2 separate regions of the Homo sapiens genome follow, and region 1 is linked to region 2. A link is a loop called in an ENCODE intact Hi-C map of the cell type or tissue named here. Cell type or tissue: dorsolateral prefrontal cortex. All regions are shown on one strand.

What was found. Peaks named below come from ENCODE experiments on the same cell type or tissue, not always from the same donor. Only the 100,000 strongest peaks of a DNase experiment are listed, where the experiment ranks them.
Region 1: it touches region 2 in a loop (3-fold over the local background); 1 of 110 quality-filtered maps calls a loop at or near these places.

Annotation. Positions count from the first base shown.
Region 1 is chr11:58,502,006-58,507,005 of GRCh38, reverse strand. OR5B21 (olfactory receptor family 5 subfamily B member 21) reads left to right here. Exons shown (of 1, transcript NM_001005218.3): 1 at 1-199. LOC105369313 (a long non-coding RNA gene) reads left to right here. Exons shown (of 5, transcript XR_007062673.1): 3 at 1,464-1,537. Among named protein-coding and RNA genes, the nearest start is that of OR5B21, 3.6 kb to the left of the region's middle. In dorsolateral prefrontal cortex, no CTCF peak of the experiment used is centred here; no DNase peak of the experiment used is centred here.
Region 2 is chr11:57,882,641-57,887,640 of GRCh38, reverse strand. No RefSeq gene overlaps it. Among named protein-coding and RNA genes, the nearest start is that of CTNND1, 120 kb to the right of the region's middle. In dorsolateral prefrontal cortex, no CTCF peak of the experiment used is centred here; no DNase peak of the experiment used is centred here; H3K27ac peaks cover 1,959 bases.

The DNA.
Region 1 (5,000 bases), 620 kb before region 2:
GATAATCTTATATTTAGTGAACAACAACATGGGACAGTTAAGCTTTTCTTGCTTTAGTTTCTTGACGTGGTTTAAAGCAGAAGATTGAAGCATACAAATGAATGTACCAAATTTTCCTCATCCTGTTTTTAATTGTAAGAATTTTTCATTCACTATTAAACTTGGTGTAAAGATTTCACCTTCATTTTTATCAACTGAACACACAGTATCTTTTTTATTCTTTTGTTCTGCGAGTTTGAAAGTTGGACTTTCTGAGGTAGACAAAGGATGTTTCAATATTTTAAATGATATTTGAGAGAAAGTTGTAATTTAAAGGACAAGGCACTAGATCGAGTCAGGTAGCTGACGATTAAATCTTTCCAACCCCTTACTCTCCCTTCTCTACCCACATTCCTATCCTACTCACTAGTCATGTGCCTTTGTAATTTCCATTCCCTTTTGCTAAATCATTGGGGAAACATTACACCTTGTTATATACAGAAATATGGGAATGCTTTAATAGATGAATTACTTCAACTTTAACCTGACTAAATACAACTTCCTTCGGAGAGCCTACACTATCTTTTATGTTTCTTGTCTCTGTCTAACATAATTACCAAAACTTCCAGAAGGTTTAGAGAAAAAAAGCAGTTTTCCCTAGAGCTATGAAAAAATATATTTGTTTTCTGAATTAAATGCTTGCATTTCTTAGCACCCTTAAGTTTGGTGAATCTATTATGAAGATATATAATAGCTTTCTGGACTGTCTTTGCTTTTACTTTTTCAATAATTCAGCTCACCTCTGGGTCTCCATTGCATTCCGGTGTTCTGTAATTAGATGCTACAAGAATAAAAAAGCCTGCCTGGAAATTTACTTCTTAGGAACAGCACGGTGACGCACAGTGCTAGTACACCTTCAGGTCTTGTTTCATGTGCTAGATGGTGTGAGCAAATGTGTGTGTGTGGGAAGGGAGTGGTGATTAATTTCACTTCTCACGTATCAACTCCTTGATGGTGTTTATAACTACAGTTAATCTAAGTCACCACAATAGATCATGATTTCAAAATCTCCCCAAAAAACCCAACAAATTAATTTTGACCTTATAGATGAAAACCAGAAATCTTGGTTGGCTAACTCAGTTGGCTTAAAATGTCAATTTAGTTTTCAGATTATCAAGCTCCATTATGTACAGGGCAGCCTCTGTCTGAGGAGGATAAATCATAAGTCTTCTGGGAAAAATTGCAAAGAAGGAGTTATGGAACATGAGAAACATGAGAATAGCTTTCTCTGGCACATGGTTGCCATCACCTGAAAAGATCAGGAGCTTCTGAGCCCAAGGCCTAGACAACCTATACCTCCCCCATTCAGCCCCCTCCCTCCCCTCTTCTTTAGCAATGAGGCCTATTCAGCAACACACAGGAAGAACAGCCTTTACAGGCCAGGATCCACTGCATATAGGAATCTTTCTCATTGAAATCTACAGAGCTCAAGAGTATCTGCATTTGGAGAAGAGCCTGGGAAGCAGCTATCCAAGCACTGGGTGCATTCCAATCTCAGGTACACATTTTCCCTACTTGATATAATTGACTTTTTTCCCTCCTCATCCTGCTCCTCCTTCTTTACTTCATTTTATCCTTCTCCTCTTTTTCTTTCCCAACTTCTTTCTATGCCCAGCCCAAGCAGGAACTTTCCTCACCACTAGGCCATTTAGATTTCTATAAAAAAATTAAAGTCTAGAGTCTATATATCATAACCATTACAGTATATATTAAGATGTGTATCTGGGCATGTTTATTTCTTTTATGGTTTTAATTTTTATTTCATTAGTTTTGGGGGTACAGGTTGTTTTTGGTTACATGGATAAGTCCTTTAGTGGTGGTTTCTGAGATTTTAATGTGCCCATCACCCGAGCAGTGTGCCCAATATATAGTCTTTTATTCCTCACCTCCCTCCCAACCTTCCCCCATCGAGACCCCAAAGTCCATTTTATCATTCTTATGGACATATTTTGTTATGCCTCTATACCTCAGTTTAGGCAGGAAAATGTGGGCCTCCTGAGATTTAAGGGCTCAATGTCTACATATTTATATTTTATGTTGAAATCACCTCAAACAAGTGTTCTATCTGACTGTAAATAGGTATAAAAGAGTACTATCAAAAGCTGGATGAAAATTCTAACTGTTCTTATCAATTGTGTGACCTCAAGAAAGTCATTTAGTCTTACTGAACCCAATATACAGGATAAAGTGTGAGGGTAATATGAAATTAAGTATGTGAATGTGCCCATCATAATGAATGTGTATTTCATACCATTGAGATTTCTATACTAGCTCTTTCTTCACTTAGCTCTCCCTGGACTTCTTATTTTGGCTCTTGAGCTGCCTGAGCAAAAATAGGAAGTCCAAGGACTGATAGGTGAAGCTCGTCCCATCCAAATCCTAGCTTTTATTTTCATTCCTTGTTTAACTTCCTGCCCTCCAAGTTCCCAGCTCTACAGCAGACATATTTCAAGCTGACATTACACGGGTATTCATTTATAGAAACTACTCAGAAGGAGATGTCCTGTCGCCAGCAAGACATCAATTCACAGAGTATACGTTACTGCAAGGAGCTCTTCCCTTCCACATAGGAAATCTGTCAAATGGAGACTAAATGCCCATTTGGTTAATAACAACACCCACTTGCTCCCTGCAGGAATTGTCTGATGAATGAGAGACCTTGTGCGTAGGGCCTGCCGCTCAATGCAGTGCAATAAAGGCACAGGGACTTCCTACCTGAAATGTTCAAAAAAGAATGTGAAAATTCATAAATCAGGGCAGTTATTTATATCAGGATAGATTATTCTTTCAAAAATGGATTATGATTGAATTATTCTAAATAGGATGTTCCCTTTGTGCATTAAAGCATTTGTTGAGGTTTATGTATTGGGAGTGGAAAATTAAAATATTAAATTCCTTGGCAATTGAAGCTGGAATTGCGGAGTCATAGACTCTTTAGCCAAAAGCTGAAAGAATTTAAAACTAATCTAAACCAATCCTCTCATTTCACAATTAAAAACCCCGATTTTTACAGTTTAACTTGCTTAAACTCACAAAGAACCAAATCTTGTTTGACCCTTTTTTATATTTTATAAAGTACTTGTGGTATAAAAAGAAATTTTATACTTTTACCTTCATTTATTCACCATGATATAGTTATTTGTGCTTCAGTTTTGCAGTGGAGGAAACCAAAGCTTTGAGAAGTTAACTTACCTGTCTACTGTTAAAAAGAGGAACCGAGGTGTGAAACTGAGTTTTTGCCTTCCCTGACCAAGACTCTGAAAAAATAAGTCACCAAGTACGTTAGTAAATTTCAATGGAGGTCTTACTTAATGTGTAACTCACTTACACTCTTCCATAATGAGTCCTTGCCATGTGGAAGGCACTCTGAAGAATACAAATAAGACTGTAAGATGTAATTCCTACTTCCACAAAGTAAAGCCCCCTGCATATATGTTTACTGATGTAATGCACCTTAAGGTTAATGACTCAATGTTCAGTAACTACCAGCAGGAATTTTCCCAGTATTCCACAGAGCATGAATGGATCAGGGCATATTTGTTTTCAGTCTTGATAGAGTTGGCTCTTTGAGTGCCGCAGCCGACAGTGATAGCCCAGCCTCAGCCAATGTTAACTAGACACAAGCTGCAGAAAAGGCATGGTGTGAAGTTGATGAAGAAACCAGTTGATATTCAATATTGTTCCTGCTTCAGGAGCAACTTACAAATAACGTGGTGGAACAGAGGACATACGTCTAGGTAGATGATAGTTCAAAGACATTTGTGGCCATTATCAAATGAATAGTCTAGAAAATAATAATTAGAACTCATCAGGGACAAGAAAGAATCCTATGGGCAGGGGAAGATCCTCAGAGGATGTGGGATGTGAGCCAAGCTCTGAAGGAATAATGTAGATGGAACCCAGAATTCCAAGATTCCAACCTTACTTTCTAGTCAAAACTCTACCAATTGCCAGTGGTGAAGCTGGTATAAGCCACGTATCTCTGAGCCAATTTTCTTATCATCAAAGTGAAGACAATAGCACCAGCCATACCTTCCTTAGGGCGTTTTGCAGGCTAAATGAGATAGTGGGTGAGAAAGCATCTTCAGAATTGCTACCCTCTTTTGAACTATAGTGTTGCTGTTGGTAATAACATAAGCAGAGCTGAATGGGGAGTTCCTAAGCAACCATCTGAACTCGGGTATGGAGGTGGGATTGCACATGGCATGTTGGCAGGAGCTTGTAGGAAAGTTGGTCATTCAGATTAGAAGAGGGTCAACCACTAATGCCTCAGTCCGTTACTTTTACAGGCAATTGAAACTTGTTGTCATCAAACAAGGTGAAGAGACTGGGCCTTTGAGAATAATTGCATCTCTATAGAGAAATCATGCTTTTACAGAAAAATTTCTGTAGGATCTCACCTATCAGGTATCTAGATCCAAGCCTGAGAATTCTCCCTCCTGTTCATAACATGGAATTTCTCAGTTGTTAGCCTGTGATTATTTCACAAAATGTGTGGGGGGAGGGATAAGATATTTGTAGCATATTTAATTAGGAAAAAAAGTTATTGTATATACATATGCATATACACATGTGTGTGCATATTTATGTGTCTATATATATACACATATGTGTGTGTGTGTATTTTAAACTTTCTGGAAAACAGTAAGAAAAAGACAGATAACCCAATAGAAAATACAAAGTTTAATTGTCCAGTCTCCTTTTTCATGTTCATTTATATGGCCTATCTACAGTTTGGGGTAGTGATGAATTATGCTGATGTGAACATTTTGATCATGTATCTTGGTGCACAAATGCATTAATTTTTCTAGGCTAAATATACCTGGAAGTAGAATTGCTGAATTGTAGGGTTTATTCATTTTCAACTTTTGTAAATAATGTGATGCTATTTTCCAAAGTAGTTATGCCAATTTTTACTTCTATGAACAGTGTGTGGGAGTTCTTACTGCCAGTACTTAGTA
Region 2 (5,000 bases):
GGGCTGTGCCCAACACAAAGTTGCGAGAAAGTCCCCATGATTTTTTAGGATCCACAGAGATACAGAAACCATAGGTTATCTGTGTCTTCTTGGCAGGTGCACCTAACACAATGCTCTGTACATATTAGGTTATAAAATTTGTTTAATTTTTGAACTGAGAAAATTTCATAGAATTTATTTTCTTGGTAGCTAGTAAATTCTCTAGTATTAAAGGTGTCTGAGCAGAGACTTGATGCCCACCTATGAAGGTTGTTGAAAAAGGTGAATCATGCATTAGTCAATGCCTTTTAGAGTGGTCCTCAATGTCACTTGAAGCCCTGTGATCCTACATTTCTATAAAGTTTAATCAGATTAGATTGAATTGAATCCTCTCAAACTCTCAAATTTTAGGCCTAGCTGCCCCTAAGCCTAATTTGTTTTTTAAGATGGAGTTTTGCTCTTGTTGCCCAGGCTGGCATGCAATGGCATGATCTCTGTTCACTGCAACTTCCGCCTCCCGGGTTCAAGGGATTTTCCTGCCTCAGCCTCCCAAGTAGCTAGGATTACAGGCATGTGTCACCATGCCTGGCTAATTTTGTATTTGTAGTAGAGATGGGGTTTCACCATGTTGGCAAGGCTGGTCTCGAACTCCTGACCTCAGGTGATCTGCCCACCTTGGCCTCCCAAAGTGCTGGGATTACAGGCATAAGCCAATGCACCTGGCCCTGAGACCTAAGTCTAAGTCCTCTTGTAGCCTTCTCTTGCACCAGCACCAACCAATGTTTGGTTATCCCTCCCATCTCTAATCCCCAATCTTTCATTTGGAGCCTAATCTGGGAAAAAATAACAACCTATCAGATTCTCTTATCCTGTACCCTTCCTGAGACACCATCAGTCAACTTTCAATTCACTTGTTGGTTCCTTTCATTTCTCCCGAAGTCATTTCCTTCAGCCAGTTATTTATTGGTTATTACTTCCGCCACATATTTATTCAACCAATAAAAATTTATTGAGCACCACTGTGTATCCTGTTACGTGTTTGGAGCTATCTAGAATACTGAACATGCAAACAGGCCGGGCACAGTGGCTCACGCCTGTAATCCCAGCACTTTGGGAGGCCAAAGCAGGTAGATCTCTTGAGGTCAGGAGTTCGAGACCAAACTGGCCAACATGGAAAAACCCCATCTCTACTAAAAATACAAAAATTAGCCAGGTGTGGTGGTTCACACCTGTAATCCCAGCTACTTGGATGGCTGAGGCAGGAGAATTGCTTGAATCCAGGAGGTGGAGGCTGCAATGATCCAAGATCATGCCACTGCACTCCAGCCTGGGTGAAGGAGTGAGACTCTTTCTCAAAAAAAAAAAAAAAAAAAAAAAAAGAACGTGTAAACAGCAAACACTTTGGTCCCTGCCCTCCATAGAGGCTAAACTGCCACATGTTTAGTAATTTTCAAAATGAGCTTAAGGCAGTTTATTACCAAGAGCTAAGTGGCATATCCAGTGTGAAAATGCTGTAGGATTTCAGAAGAAAGAAATACTACTTTCAGTTAGGGTGGTCTGGAGCAAAGGAAGTTTAAATTAGACATTTAAATATGGGAAAGATAAATCTTGACGGGGAGGAACAAGAAGAAGACAGGAATTAGAGCAGTGTGTTACATGCAAGGGTCTGACTGGATGGAGCACAGGGGAAACCTACGCTGACAGACATGGGAGATAAGACTGATATTTTTTATACAGAGTAGGAGGCAGCTATAACCATGTTTCTGAAAGCTGTCATCCTCAGCATTACAGTCCTGGAGGCTGTGACCCAGCCCCATTAACACTAGGGGCTATTTACGACTGAAGTAGGAAATGTGAAGTCATCAACCCTGAAAGCCTCATTCCAGCTACTTCCTACACGCAGAACCTTCCTAGGAATGAAGCATGTGTTGGCAGCAGCAAGCATCATTTGCAGGAAGGTCAGCAATCAGCCAGCTGGAAGGGAAGATGGGGTGGGACGTGGAGATTTGAGTGAGAGGGTAGATGTAGGTGGAAGGTTGAGGTGACAGACTGTGAGAAGGGTGGAGAAGAGGAGGTGTACCTGAGATATTGTTAGGAAGCACAGACATGTTGAGATAAAATTACTTGCAACTTTGTCTGCAGCACTGTGCTATTTCAGCACCCTTGTGACTGGACAGCACTTTCCCCCTTTGGCCACTCTGAGTCTGTTATGTGATATCTTCTTCCAACTCTACTTCTGATTCACCTTTTCCCTATTCTTTCCAATGGCCATCTCCACTGCCCTTTACCATCCTCAGCAGGCTGCCTGAATGAATTACTGTCATCTCCTTGGAGATGCCTGCATTTAGCAACCCAAGGAAAATCTATTCTACTAGGATGCAATCAAATGGGTTGATTTTTTTGTCTTTGTTTCCTGGAAGACAAAACTACATTTGGCAATTTTAGTGAATCTAAATTGCAACCCATAATCAGTATAAGCTATCATTCACTGGGAGCTAACTAGGTGCCAGGCACTATGCTGATCTACATACTGTGCATGCTATTTCTTGTTTGATTCTCACAACATTCCTTGTGAGGTAGGAATTTTCAACTCCTCTTTACATAGATGAGGAACCTGGCAATCACAGATATTATGTAGCTTATCCAACACTATACCACCAATAAATATCAGAACCAGGATTTATACCTGGTTTAAGTGATTTCCAAGGCCAAAGTGTGGACAACAGGATTTTAGGTGAAACACAAGTTAACAAATGTATTTCAATAGTTATTGTATTAGTCTGTTTTCACACTGCTATAAAGAACTGCCTGAGACTGGATAATTTATAAAGGAAAGAGGTTTTAATTGACTCATAGTTCAGCATGGCTGGGGAGGCCTCAGGAAACTTACAATCATGGCAGAAGGCAAAGGGGAAGCAAGGCACCTTCTTCACAAGGCAGCAGGAATGAGAACAAATGCAGGAGAAACTACCAAACACTTATAAAACCATCGGATCTTGGCCGGGTGCAGCAGCTTATTCCTGTAATCCCAGTACTTTGGGAGGCCGAGGCAGGTGGATTACTTGAGGTCAGGAGTTCAAGACCAGCATGGCCAACATGGTGAAACCCCTTCTCTACTAAAACCACAAAAATTAACCAGGCTGGTGCGTGCCTGTAGTCCCAGCTACTCAGGAGGCTGAGATGGGAGAATTGCTTGAACCCGGGTTGTAGTGAGCCGAACTCATGCCACTGCACTCCAGCCTGGGCAACAGAGCAAGGCTCTGTCTTAAAAAAAAAGATCTCATGAGAACTTACTCACTCACTCACCATCATGAGAACAGCATGGGGGAAACCACCCTTATGATTCAATTACCTCCACCTCGTCTCTCTATTGGGGATTATGGGGATTACAATTCAAGATGAGATTTTGGGTGGGGACATAGCCAAATCATATCAGTTATACATTTATTTTAGTATGCATTAAAGATACAACTGTTGCATTACATCCATGGACTTTAATGAAATTGGCAGGTCTAGACTTAGTTTATTTTTAAATAAGTTGGATTTTTTAAATATTAAGTAAATATTACAACTAGAATGAAAATTGGCAAAAAATATGACTGACTTTTGGAAAACACTGCACTAGGCTAGACTTTGCATATTATTGAGTGATATTTCTGAGAATTTACCCAATCCCCAATCTTGCAAATGCCACTATAGCATATAATTTCCCTATAAAATGCATAGTCAACAAAGGCACACTGATATGCAAATGCTAGGGGTTCTGCTAAATGGACTCACTAGGAAAGTGACTCATTGCAAACACCAGTGGGGCAGTGCAGATGGTTGAAATTCATAGCTCAGCAAAATTGCAAGTTTTCTTTCTGAAAAATCTTCAAGGTTAATTCGGTGAGTTCCTAGAGTCCCTTGTAATCAGCTCTCACCAAGTACCTATTCCTACTTCATCTATATTGATGTCTCCCAACCTGGAATTTTGGAACTTCTGGAGATCCATAAAGATCACAAGAGAGGTATCTTAGATCTAATATTAATATCTCCAAAAGCTGATGAAAGTGACACTTTAGTAAAGCAACACAGGCTAATTAAAAACATCAAGTGTTGCTGTTTATAGTTGGAATAACATAAACTCTATGCAGTAATTCTAATTATTTTTTTCTTTTTTAGAGACGGAGTCTTGCTCTGTCACCCAGGCTGGAGTGCAGTGGGGCAATCTTGGCTCACTGCAAGCTCCACCTCCTGGGTTCACGCCATTCTCCTGCCTCAGCCTCCTGAGTAGCTGGGACTACAGGCGCCCGCCACCATGCCCAGCTAATTTTTGTACTTTTAGTAGAGACGGGATTTCACCATGTTAGCCAGGATGGTCTTGATCTCCTGACCTTGTGATCCACCCACCTCAGCCTCCCAAAGTGCTGGGATTACAGGCGTGAGCCACTGCACCCGGCCTAGTAATTCTAATTTTTTAATTTTTATTCAAAACCTGGTTGGTAGTTAGTCTTTAATTTATAAAAATGAGAACTGCTCAGGTAAGGTGGCTCATGCCTGTAATCCCAGCACTTTGGGAGGCCAAGACTGGAGGATCACTTGAGACCAAGAGTTCGAGACCAGCCTGGGCAACGTGGTGAGACCTCATCTCTACAAAAAAATTTTTAAAGTTAGCTGGGCATGGCGATGCATGCCTATAGTCTCAGCTACTGGGGAGGCTGAGGTGGGAAGATCGCTTGAAGCTGGGAGTTAGAGGCGGTAGTGAGTTGTGATTGCATCACTGCACTACAGCCTGGACAACAAAGCGAGACCCTGTCTCAACAACAACAAAAAATGGGAGCTGCATTACATTAATAAGTGTTTTCGGAGGCAGCCACAATATTTCAGTATATGAAGTTTACAGAATATACTGCTTTGAGGTGAAAGGAGAGAGCCACTCTTGTAAATGATTCCAGGTTTGTTACCTATTAATGTCCTATTTTGTGCTGCACTTTGCTCTATCCAAGGATTTTTTGTATGTAAGAAACAGAAAACTATTC